Linked DNA regions of Homo sapiens: region 1 is linked to region 2. A link is an interaction called in ENCODE POLR2A ChIA-PET data of the cell type or tissue named here. Cell type or tissue: PC-9. All regions are shown on one strand.

What was found. ChIA-PET counts read pairs that join two places held together with the same protein. Peaks named below come from ENCODE experiments on the same cell type or tissue, not always from the same donor. Only the 100,000 strongest peaks of a DNase experiment are listed, where the experiment ranks them.
Region 1: POLR2A ChIA-PET joins it to region 2 with 8 read pairs; 1 of 35 experiments calls an interaction of 5 or more read pairs at or near these places.

Annotation. Positions count from the first base shown.
Region 1 is chr12:7,582,235-7,587,234 of GRCh38, reverse strand. No RefSeq gene overlaps it. Among named protein-coding and RNA genes, the nearest start is that of CD163, 81 kb to the right of the region's middle. RefSeq lists an enhancer at 2,064-3,263. In PC-9, no CTCF peak of the experiment used is centred here; a DNase peak (open chromatin) is centred at 2,934; H3K27ac peaks cover 2,117 bases.
Region 2 is chr12:6,270,389-6,275,388 of GRCh38, reverse strand. All of the region lies in intron 2 of LOC105369625 (a long non-coding RNA gene), which reads left to right. It also overlaps the pseudogene ATP5MFP5. Among named protein-coding and RNA genes, the nearest start is that of PLEKHG6, 38 kb to the left of the region's middle. In PC-9, a CTCF peak has its summit at 1,584 (motif pointing right); DNase peaks (open chromatin) are centred at 918, 1,818 and 2,408; H3K4me3 peaks cover 1,742 bases; H3K27ac peaks cover 4,398 bases.

The DNA of each region.
Region 1 (5,000 bases), 1.3 Mb before region 2:
GTTGTTGGTGTATAGACATGCTCCTGATTTTTCTACATTGATTTTTTTTAATCCTGAAACTTTACTGAAGTTTTCTATCAATTCTAGGAGCCTTTTGGCAGAATCTTTATGATTTTCCCAAGTATAGAATTATATTGCCAGTGAATAGAGATAGTTTGACTTTTTTTTTCCTATTTGGAAGCCTTTTTATTTCTTTCTCTTGTCTGATTGCTCTGGCTAAGACTTCCAATACTATGTTTAATGCAACTGGCAAGAATGGGCATCCTTGTCTTGTTCTAGTTCTCAAGGGCAATGGTTCCACCTTTTGCCCAATTAGTATAATGTTGGCTGTGGGCTTGTCATAGATAGCTCTTATTATTTTGGGGTATGTTTCTTCTATGCCTAGTCTTTTGAGAGTTTTGTTATAAAGGGATGTTGGATTTTATTGAGAATTTTTCTGCATTTATTAATATGATGATATGGTTTTTGCTTTTGATTCTGTTTATGTGAGAATCAAACGTGTTTATTGATTTGCATATGTTAAATGAGCTATGCATCCTAAGTATAAAGCCTTCTTGACTGTGGTGTATTAACTTTTTGGTGTGCTTCTGGATTCAATTTGCTAGTCTTTTGTTGAAGAGTTTTGCATCTATATTCATGAGGGATATTGGTCTGAAGTTTCTTTGTTTTGTCTCTGCTAGACTTTGGTTTCAGGCTAATGCTGGCTTCATAGAATGAGTTAGTGAGAAGCACCTCCTCCTCAATTTTTTGGAATAGTTTCAGTAGGTTAAGTATCAGTTCTTGTTTGTATGTCTAGTAGAATTTGTGAATCCATCTGCTCAAGACTTTTTTACTGTTGTTAATAGGTTATTACTAATTCAATTTTAGAAGTTGATATTGGTCTATTTAGGGTTTTAGCCTCTTCTTGATTCAATCTTGGGAGATTGTACACTTCCAGGAATTTATTTCCTCTAGATTTTGTATTTTGTTTCACAGAGTTGTTCATAATAATCTTTGACGATCTTTTGTGGGATCAATGGTAATATCACATTTTTTGTTTCTGATTGTGCTTATCTGGATCTTCTTTCTTGTTGTTGTTGTTGTTAATCCAGCTAGGGGGTCTATCAATTTCATTTCATCTAATTTTTTTGAAGAAACAGCTCTTGGTTTCATTGATTCTTTTTGTATAAATTTTTGTATCTCAATTTCATTAAATTCTTCTTTAATTTTAGTTATTTCTTTTCTTCTAGTTTGGAGTTGGTTTGTTTTTCTTTTCCTAGGACTTTATGTGTGAAGTTAGATTGTTGCTTTGAAACCTTTCTAGCTACTTTATTAAGGCATGTAGGTCCATTAACTTTCCTCTTAACACTGTTTTGGCTGCATCCCAGAGATTTTGGTAAGTTTTGTCCCTATTTTCAATAATTTCAAAGAATTTAAAAAATTTCTGCCTTAATTTTGATGTTCACCTAGTAGTTATTCAGGTGTAAGTTGTTTAACTTCCATGCATTTGTGTATTTTTGAGAGATCTTCTTGGTATTAATTTCTATTTTTATTGCACTGTTTTCTGATATTTTGCTTGGTATGAATTCAATTTTTTTTAATGTATTGAGGCTTGCTTTATGACCAATCAAGTGTGGTTGATCTTAGAATTTGTTCCATTTGCAGATAAGGGGAATGTACATTCTGTGTTGTTGGGTGGAGTATTCTGTAGATGTCTATTAGGTCCAATTTAACAAGTATCGATTTTAAGTCCAGATTTTCCTTGTTATTTTTTTGCCTTGATGATCTAACACTGTAAGGGGGGTGTTGAAGTCTCCCACCATTATTGTGTAGTTGTCTTATGTGTTTTCATAGGCCAAAAAGTTGTTTTATGAATATGTATACTCCAGAGTTGGGCACGTATATATTTAGTATAGTTAGGGCTTCTTGTTGGATTGTACCCTTTATCATTATGTATTGCTCTTTATTGTTCTTCTTGATTTTTGTTGGTTTAAGGTCTGTTTTATCTGATATAAAAATAGAAACCCCTGCCCTTTTTTTTTGTCTTCTGTTTGCATGGTAGATCTAAATCCACCCTTTTACTTTTAAACTGTGGGTATTGTTACATGTGAGATGGGTCTCTTGAAGACAACAGATGGTTGGGTCATGTCTTTTTATCCAGTCTGCCACTCTGGGTCTTTTAAATGGGTCATTTACCTCACTTATATTTAAAGTTACTATTGAAATGTGTGATTTTGATCCTGTCATCATATTGTTAGCTGGTCGTTATGTAGACTTCATTGTGTAATTGCTTTATAGTGCCTGTGGGTTATGTGCTTAAGTGTGCTATTATGGTAGTAGGTGTTATTCTTTCAAATCTATGTTTAGCACTTTCTTAAGAACCTCCTCTAAGGCTGGTCCTATTGAAATGTATTCCCTCAGCACTTACTTGTCTGAGAAGGATTTTATTTCTCCTTTAATTATGAATCTCGGCTAGGCAGGATATAAACGTTTTTGTTCAAATTTCTTTACTTCAATGATGTTGAAAGTCTGTCCCCAATCTCTTCTGATGTGTAAGGTTTCTCCTGAGAAGTCTGCTGCTGCTTGATGAAGTTTCCTCTTAAGTAACCTGGCCCTTCTCTCTAGCTGTCTTTAAGATATTTTTTTTTTGCATTGACCTTGGAGAATCTGTTTACTAGGTCCCATGGTGATGATCATATTGAACAAGGGAGGGGAAGGGGTTCTTATCCCTGATGCAGGTAGCCCCTACTGCTTCATTGTTCCCTATTGGCTAGGGTTGGACTGCACAGTCTAAGCTAATTCTGAATGGCTATTTTAAAGAGAGCAGGGGTATGAGCCAGAGTGGCAGAGTGAGTAGTTTGGCAAGAAGGATGCTTACAGAACAGGTGACTCAGGATGACTCAGGTCAGAGCAGGTGACCAGGGGTGACTCAGGATGGAGCAGGTGACCAGGGGTGACTCAGGATGGAGCAGGTGACCAGGGGTGACTTAGGATGGAGCAGGTGACCAGAGGTGACTCAGGATGCAGCAGGTGATAGAGGATAGGAGGGTGTTGTTTACTGAAACTAGGGGCAAGGAGATGAAGAGAATGAGGAACTTAAACTTTAAAATGCGGATCAAAGAACAGGGGAGCTGAACATACTGATACATTGGTTCTTTGGAGAGGATCTCAGAACTAATTGTACTTAACAATTGACAGGCTAAAACATTTGAAGAGGAATTTATTATATGCTACAGTTGATAGGTCATTCTGGCCATGGGGCTCCCTTGGGGAGAGGTCTGATCAGGAAATAGGCCACACCTTTACTAGACCAGCCCTGTGGAGGGAGACACAGCTAGGTCCCATGCCAGCCCATAAACATGTTAAACTCAGCCTTCACAGTTTTCTGAGAGTCTGGGCTTCTCCCCTGTTTAAGTGCTGACCACAGATCCCAGCTTGGCATTACTGAGCTGCAGGCTGCTGTTCTGGGATACCAGGACTTGATGGTGCTCCCTCCTCCAGATGCTGGGGGGTGGGTTCTGCCGCGTTGTGGGAGCTGAAGCGCTCCTAGGCTGAAAGAATGCACTTAGGTGGAGCAAAGCACTCAGGCTGGGCAGCAGAGGCTGTACTGTGTACACACTCCTACAGGACAGCCAGGCAAGTGGGCAAGTAGGCCTGCAGGATAGATGTGCCCCAGTTCCGCAGAGAAGCAGTCCCTGCTTTTCCTCTAGCAGTTAGCTGGGGCCAGGGCCTCTCAAAGGGAGGGAGACAGGCAGCCCTGCGGGGTGAGTGCTTATGGCCGGGCTCCCTTGGAGCTGATGCATGGTCAAAGTTCCCAGGATCTATGCCTGCTTCATCTCTCTCTGTGTAATCTCTGGGGAGATTCTCCTGCCAGCTGCCATGTCCATGGTAGAGTGAAGTCACCTGAAGGTAGGATCCTAGAGGTCCACAGCAAGAGTGAGCAGTCCTCCAGCCCCTTTATTTACTCACCCCTTTGACAGGTCCTGTTTAGAAACCAGCCACAGCATTTGGGCACTCCACATGGGATTCCCAGCTTTCCCCCTCTTCCGACTCAGCAACTGTGTCTTTTCCCCATCCACATTTGGTGTTTTCTCATCACAGATCTGTTCAAATTATGTTGGTGTAGTCAAAATTTTGGTTTCTCTCTGTGAGGACAGCACTTCCCAGCTGCATCTAGTCAGCCATCTTTGATAAAGTCCCTCATTTTATTTCTTAATAGCTATCTAAAGATTCCCACTCTGCTGAGATGAGTCCCATCATTTTTGCTTTTCGTTTTCCTCTCAGTTTCATCTCACCAAGGTTTTTAAAATTCCCCTATTTCTTAATAACCATTTAAACATTTCCACTTTCCTGCGATGAGTCTTTAAACTCTACTCTTCACCAATCTTTTGTTAATCTATTATTTTTATTAGCATTTGTCAGACTCATGAGAAGAAGCTGAGATAGCAAATTTGATAAGGTTTCTCTGACTGTAACTTGATTTTGCAGTGGTACATTTACATTAATGCCCATGCAGAAAGGACACTCCCCCCCACCCTTTTTAAAAACATGACCTGGGTAATGGGCATGTAGAATGTGAATGTCTCAGTTCCGGTTCTCATAAAGACAGTCCCACATGGATTGCATATGAAGCTGCTTCATCTGGGCTGTTCCACTTGACATTTATAGATGGAGTTGAACAGTCTCCCTTCTCAGGGTAAGCAGACCTTATAGTGGTTTTGTCTAGTCCACCAGGCTGGCTGTTCCCTTGAGAATAACCTTTTGTATGTCAAGATCACATATAGCCATCTGTGATTGTTCAATAGTGAGCTGTGGGTCCTGCATCAACCCAAACATGTTCTCCCACTCTGCATTTAAAATGAAAGACACTTCTCCTATACAAGTTACCCTTACAATGCATTTTAGTAAAAGTTCCTCAGGGAGCTGATAAGATCAATAGTTTTAATAGTTTCTTGGTTGTTTTCTTCTCCCACATTGATAAACTTCATAGTAACCACAGATCTCAAGTTGTGTTGTCCCCC
Region 2 (5,000 bases):
TGGGTACCTCACAAGATTGCAATGTGGTTCAAATAAGATAGTCTGCAAAGACGTGCTTTGGTGACTGTGAGTGACACCAATGTGATCCTGATGGAGCTTTCTCTTGCCTCGTTGGCAGAGTGAGGGGTAATTGCCCTTTTTAGGGAACCCCCAAGATGTCAGCAGCTGATATTAAAGTCTCTGACAATGGGAGGTCCTAGAATCTTGCCTCTGCTCCTCATTGAATCCGAGTGTATGCACTGAGTGCCTGCTGTATGCACCCAGCATGGAGGTGGGTTTGAGGCAATTCTGGGCTGTTTGTAGGGCAGTAAGGCAATCCACATAGGAAGGTAACTGCATCATGCTGGGTGAGAACTGCGTGCTCTAAGCAGTGAATGTGTTGGAATTTCACTGGGGTAGTGCAGCCTATGTAGCCAGCGATCGAAGACTTTATGCAGAGGAGGAATCTGAACTAAATGAGCTCAGGGGGGCAGGTTGGAATTAGGAGGGCGGAGAGGAGGATTAGAGCAAAGTGGCCCTGAGAGGGGCTGCAGAGCAGGGCTGAGGGGAGGCCTGTGGGAGAGGAGAGTGGCTTGGCAGGCCGCCCTCGCCCTGCTTCCTGGGGTAACCCCGCCCAGCAGGACTGACCAGCATCAAAAGCCTGTGTCACAATGAAGTCCCCTGAGTGAGGCTATGGCCCCCTCCCTTCCCACCTTTGCCTTTCTAAGCAAAAAGGAACATCCTTCTTCTAGGAGTCCCTCCTGGAGGGAGACCTGGTGCCCTGTCTGTCTAGAATCTGCAGCTCCCTGGTAACCATTTTTGGTGCATTTACAAGGAGGGAATACTAAAATCCCCTCCCATCCTGGGCCTTGCTCCTTGTCCCACTGGCAGGGGCAGGGGCAGGACAGAGTTTGGTATGCTGTGGTGTCACCACACCAATGAAAGCTGCTTGCTGACCACAGGCTGAATGTTCTAGGTGGCAGGTCACCCCTCCTGGACAGCGGCCATCTGCCGCAATCCTCCCTCCTTCGCTCTGGGTTATCTGGTACCCCCTGTGCCATCTCCCTCTGTAACTTCTTCCCCTCTATTTTCCTCCCCCCACAACATGGTATGCCAGCCCGAGCTTATCACCCTACCCTGAGCCAGCAGCATCCATTGTTCTCATGCTTGGGAATGGAGCAACAGGGGAAGTCACTCTGTTTGGGGCCAAGGAGGAAGGAAAGAGGGATGGGACTGAATGGGTAGGTGATGGAAAAAGTGACTTCCAGCCATTCCCTGGCCTGACCTAGATGGCAGCTTAGCGTGGTTGCCATGGTGATAGCCAGACAAACACCCACACCCCTCCCCACCAGCCCCAAACTGCATAATGGTGGTTGTGCCTTTTCCCAGCTCGAACCCCTCAGGCTTCTGCCTGGTGTGAAGTTCAGATTCCTCAGGCTGAGCTGCTCTTGCCTCAGTTTCCCAGCCTGACCAAAGGAAGCAGGTGGGGCCTCTGGGATAAAGAGCGTGTGCTGGCCCTTCCCTGTGTGCCCCGCAGACACACACTCCACCCCACTCCCCATGCCCCAGGGCCCACCAGGCTGACTTCTCCGCTGCTTCTGACGGGCTCCCTTGCCCTCTGGGTTCCAGTCAGCCAGCAGGAGGCACCAGCAGGAATCGGAGGGTGAGAGGGGAGTAGATGGGACACCCACTCCCTGCTGGGCTGCTGGTGGGCAGTGGCTACCTCCCTCTCCTGAAGGCCATAGCTCCTGTCAGCAGCTCCCACTGAAGCTCCAGGTCTCCTGGCTCGGGTTCCCTGCTCCTTCCCCTGCTCCCCAGCCCTGGAGGGGAGGGGCCTCGGCTCTTGCTGGCTGCAGTGGGCCTCACTGTCCCTTGTTCCTTGTGGACTTCCCTCAACCCTGCCCACCTCTCCACAATAAGCTCTTCTGTTGAATTCTCCTTGGTCACCCCTTTTGGATACATTCTGTTTGCTGCTGAGACCCTGACTGCTACTGAGAATGTCTCAACAATGAAGGGGGAGGCTGGATGCGGTGGCTTATGCCTGTAATTCCAGCACTTGGGGTGGGCAAGGTGGGCAGATTGCCTGAGCCCAGGAGTTTGAGACCACATGGCGAGACCCTGTCTCTACAAAAACTACACACACACACACACACACACACACACACACACAATTTAGCCGGGCGTGATGATGCATGCCTGTAGTCCCAGCTACTCAGAAGGCTGAGGTGGAAAATCACCTGAGCCCTGGAAGCCAAGCCGAGCTGAGCAGTGCTGAGCTGAGCAGTGAGCTGAGGTCACGTCACTGCACTCCAGCTTGGGCGATGGAGTTTGTCTCAAAAAAAAAAGGAAGGCGGGCGGCTGTCTCAGGACACCTTTTTTTGTGGTCAGGGCTCTGGCAGGCTGAATGTGTGGGTGGGGTGGCCTCCCAGGTGTAATCTGAGATGCACCCAGAAGGCTGCCCTGCCTGGAAATAGCCAGGCTGAAACCTGAAGTTTAGAGGGCCATTCTTGTGGTCTAAAAACTTTCGGGAAAGATTCCACATTCCCCAGGAAGGGGGGCGTCATAGCCAATCATTCATTTCTCTACCTGCCTTAGTTTCGTCAGATAAGAAGCTTGACTGCAAACTTCAGAAATGCAAAGACTGTGTCTGTCTTCACTGTGTAGACATGGGGCCTGGTGCCAAGTAGGTTGAAATAAACATCTGTTGAATAAACTTATTTACCACTCAACAATGAGTGGTGAGTGCCTACTGTGTTCCCCTATGTTCCAGCTGGAGTCATTGGGAAGCAGGATTTTTCACTCTGCTGAGGTTGCTGGGGAATATGGAGTTGGGTGGGGAGCTGTTGCTGCATGTCTCAACACTGCACCTTTCCAGGTGCACAGAGCCAAACCCCTTGCAGCTACCTTTGACTCTGTCTCACACCAACACTCAATCCATTAGGAAATCCTGCAAGGCAGATCCGAACCCAGCCACTCCTCACCCCGTCCACGGCTGCCAGCTGGCTCTCCCACCTGGAATCCTGCTTGACCTCCTCCCTCCTCACTAGTTTCCTAACTCCCACCTTCCCCACCTCCCACAGTCTATGCTCAACACGAGTCAGAATGACATTTATTTATTTATTTATTTATTTAAGACCGAGTCTCACTCTGTCGCCCAGGCTGGAGTGCAGTGGCGTGATCCTGGATCACTGCAACCTTCCCCTCCCGGGTTCAAGTGATTCTCCTGCCTCAGCCTCCAGAGTAGGTGGGATTACAGGCACCTGCCACCATGCCCGGCTAATTTTTTTTTTTTTTTTGTATGTTTAGTAGAGACAGGGTTTCACCATGTTAGCCAGGATGGTCTCGATCTCCTGACCTCGTGTTCTGCCCGCCTCCACCTCCCAAAGTGTTGGGATTACAGGCGTGAGCCACTGCCCTCGGTCTCAGAATGACCTTTAAAAATAAGTTGGGCTGGGTACTGTGGATCACACCTGTAATCCCAGCGCTTTGGGAGGCCGAGGTGGGTGGATCACGGAGTCAGGAGATCGAGACCATTCTGGCCAACATGGTGAAACTCCATCTCTACTAAAAATACAAAAATTAGCTGGGCGTGGTGGCGCGTGCCTGTAATCCCAGCTACTCAGGAGGCTGAGGCAGGAGAATCACTTGAGCCCGGGAGGTGGAAGTTGCAGTGAGCCGAGATCGTGCCACGGCACTCCAGCCTGGCAACAGAGCGAGACTCCATCTCAAAAAAAAAAAGTAAAGACATAAGTTGGATTATGCTATATTTTTACTCAAAACCCCATAATAGCTTCCCAGGACACTTAGAGTGAAACTAAAGTTCTTGCACTGGCCCCTGAGGTAGGCAGCCTCAGGTGATCCCTGCCTCGTGGTGGTCACGCCCTTGTGTAATCCCCTCCCCTGAGCGTGGGCTAAATCTGGTGACTTACTTCTAACCTACAGGATACTGCAAAACTGGGGGGCAGGTGGCTTGCGCTTGTAAATCTCGATATTTTGGGAGGCTGAGATGGGGGATTGCTTGAGCCCAGGAGCTTGCGATCACGCTGGGCAACATAGTGAGACCTAGTCTCTACAAAACATACAAAAATTAGCCAGATGTGGTGGTGCACGTCTGTAGTCCCAGCTACTCGGGAGGCTGAGGTGGGAGGATCGTTTGAGCCTGGGAGGTTAAAGCTGTAGTGAGCCGTGACTGCACCACTGGACTCTAGCCTGGGCAACGGAATGAGACCCTCTCTTAAAAAAATAAAAATAGGCTGGGCGCGGTGGCTCACTCCTGTAATCCCAGCACTTTGGGAGGCCGAGGCGGGTGGATCACGAGGTCAGGAGATCGAGACCATCCTGGCTAACACGGTGAAACCCTGTCTCTCCTAAAAATACAAAAAATTAGCCTGGCGCGGTGGCGGGCGCCTGTAGTCCCAGCTACTCGGGAGGCTGAGGCAGGAGAATGGCGTGAACCTGGGAGGCGGAGTTCACAGTGAGCCGAGATCATGCCACTGCACTCCAGCCTGGGCGATAAGGAAGACTCTGTCTCAAAAAAATAAATAAATAAAAAATAAATAAAAAAGACTATGTGGTAAAAGCAGTGGATATTGCTCCTGAGATTGGGTTATGAAAACCTGTGACTGCTGTCTTGCAGCCTCTCTGTCTCTCTCCTTCTTGGCTTGCTTACTTTGATTCATCAAACTGTCATGTTGGAGAAACTGTGCGAGGCCTCTGGGCAATAGCCAACAAGGAACTGAGACCCTCCGTCTAGCACCTGGTGAAGAACTGAACCTATCAAAGCCCCGTGAATAAGCGTGGAAGTAAGTGGCTCGTTCCTTCTCCAGTTGAGCCTTGAGATGACAGCAGCCCTGGCCAGCACCTTGCAGCCCATGAGGAATCTTTTTTTTTTTTTTTTTTTTGAGACGGAGTTTTGCTCTTGTTGCCCAGTCTCAAAAAAAAAAAAAAGAAAAGAAAAGAAAGAAAAAGACACCACGACTCCAAGATGGCGTCAGTCATACCAGTGAAGGACAAGAAACTTC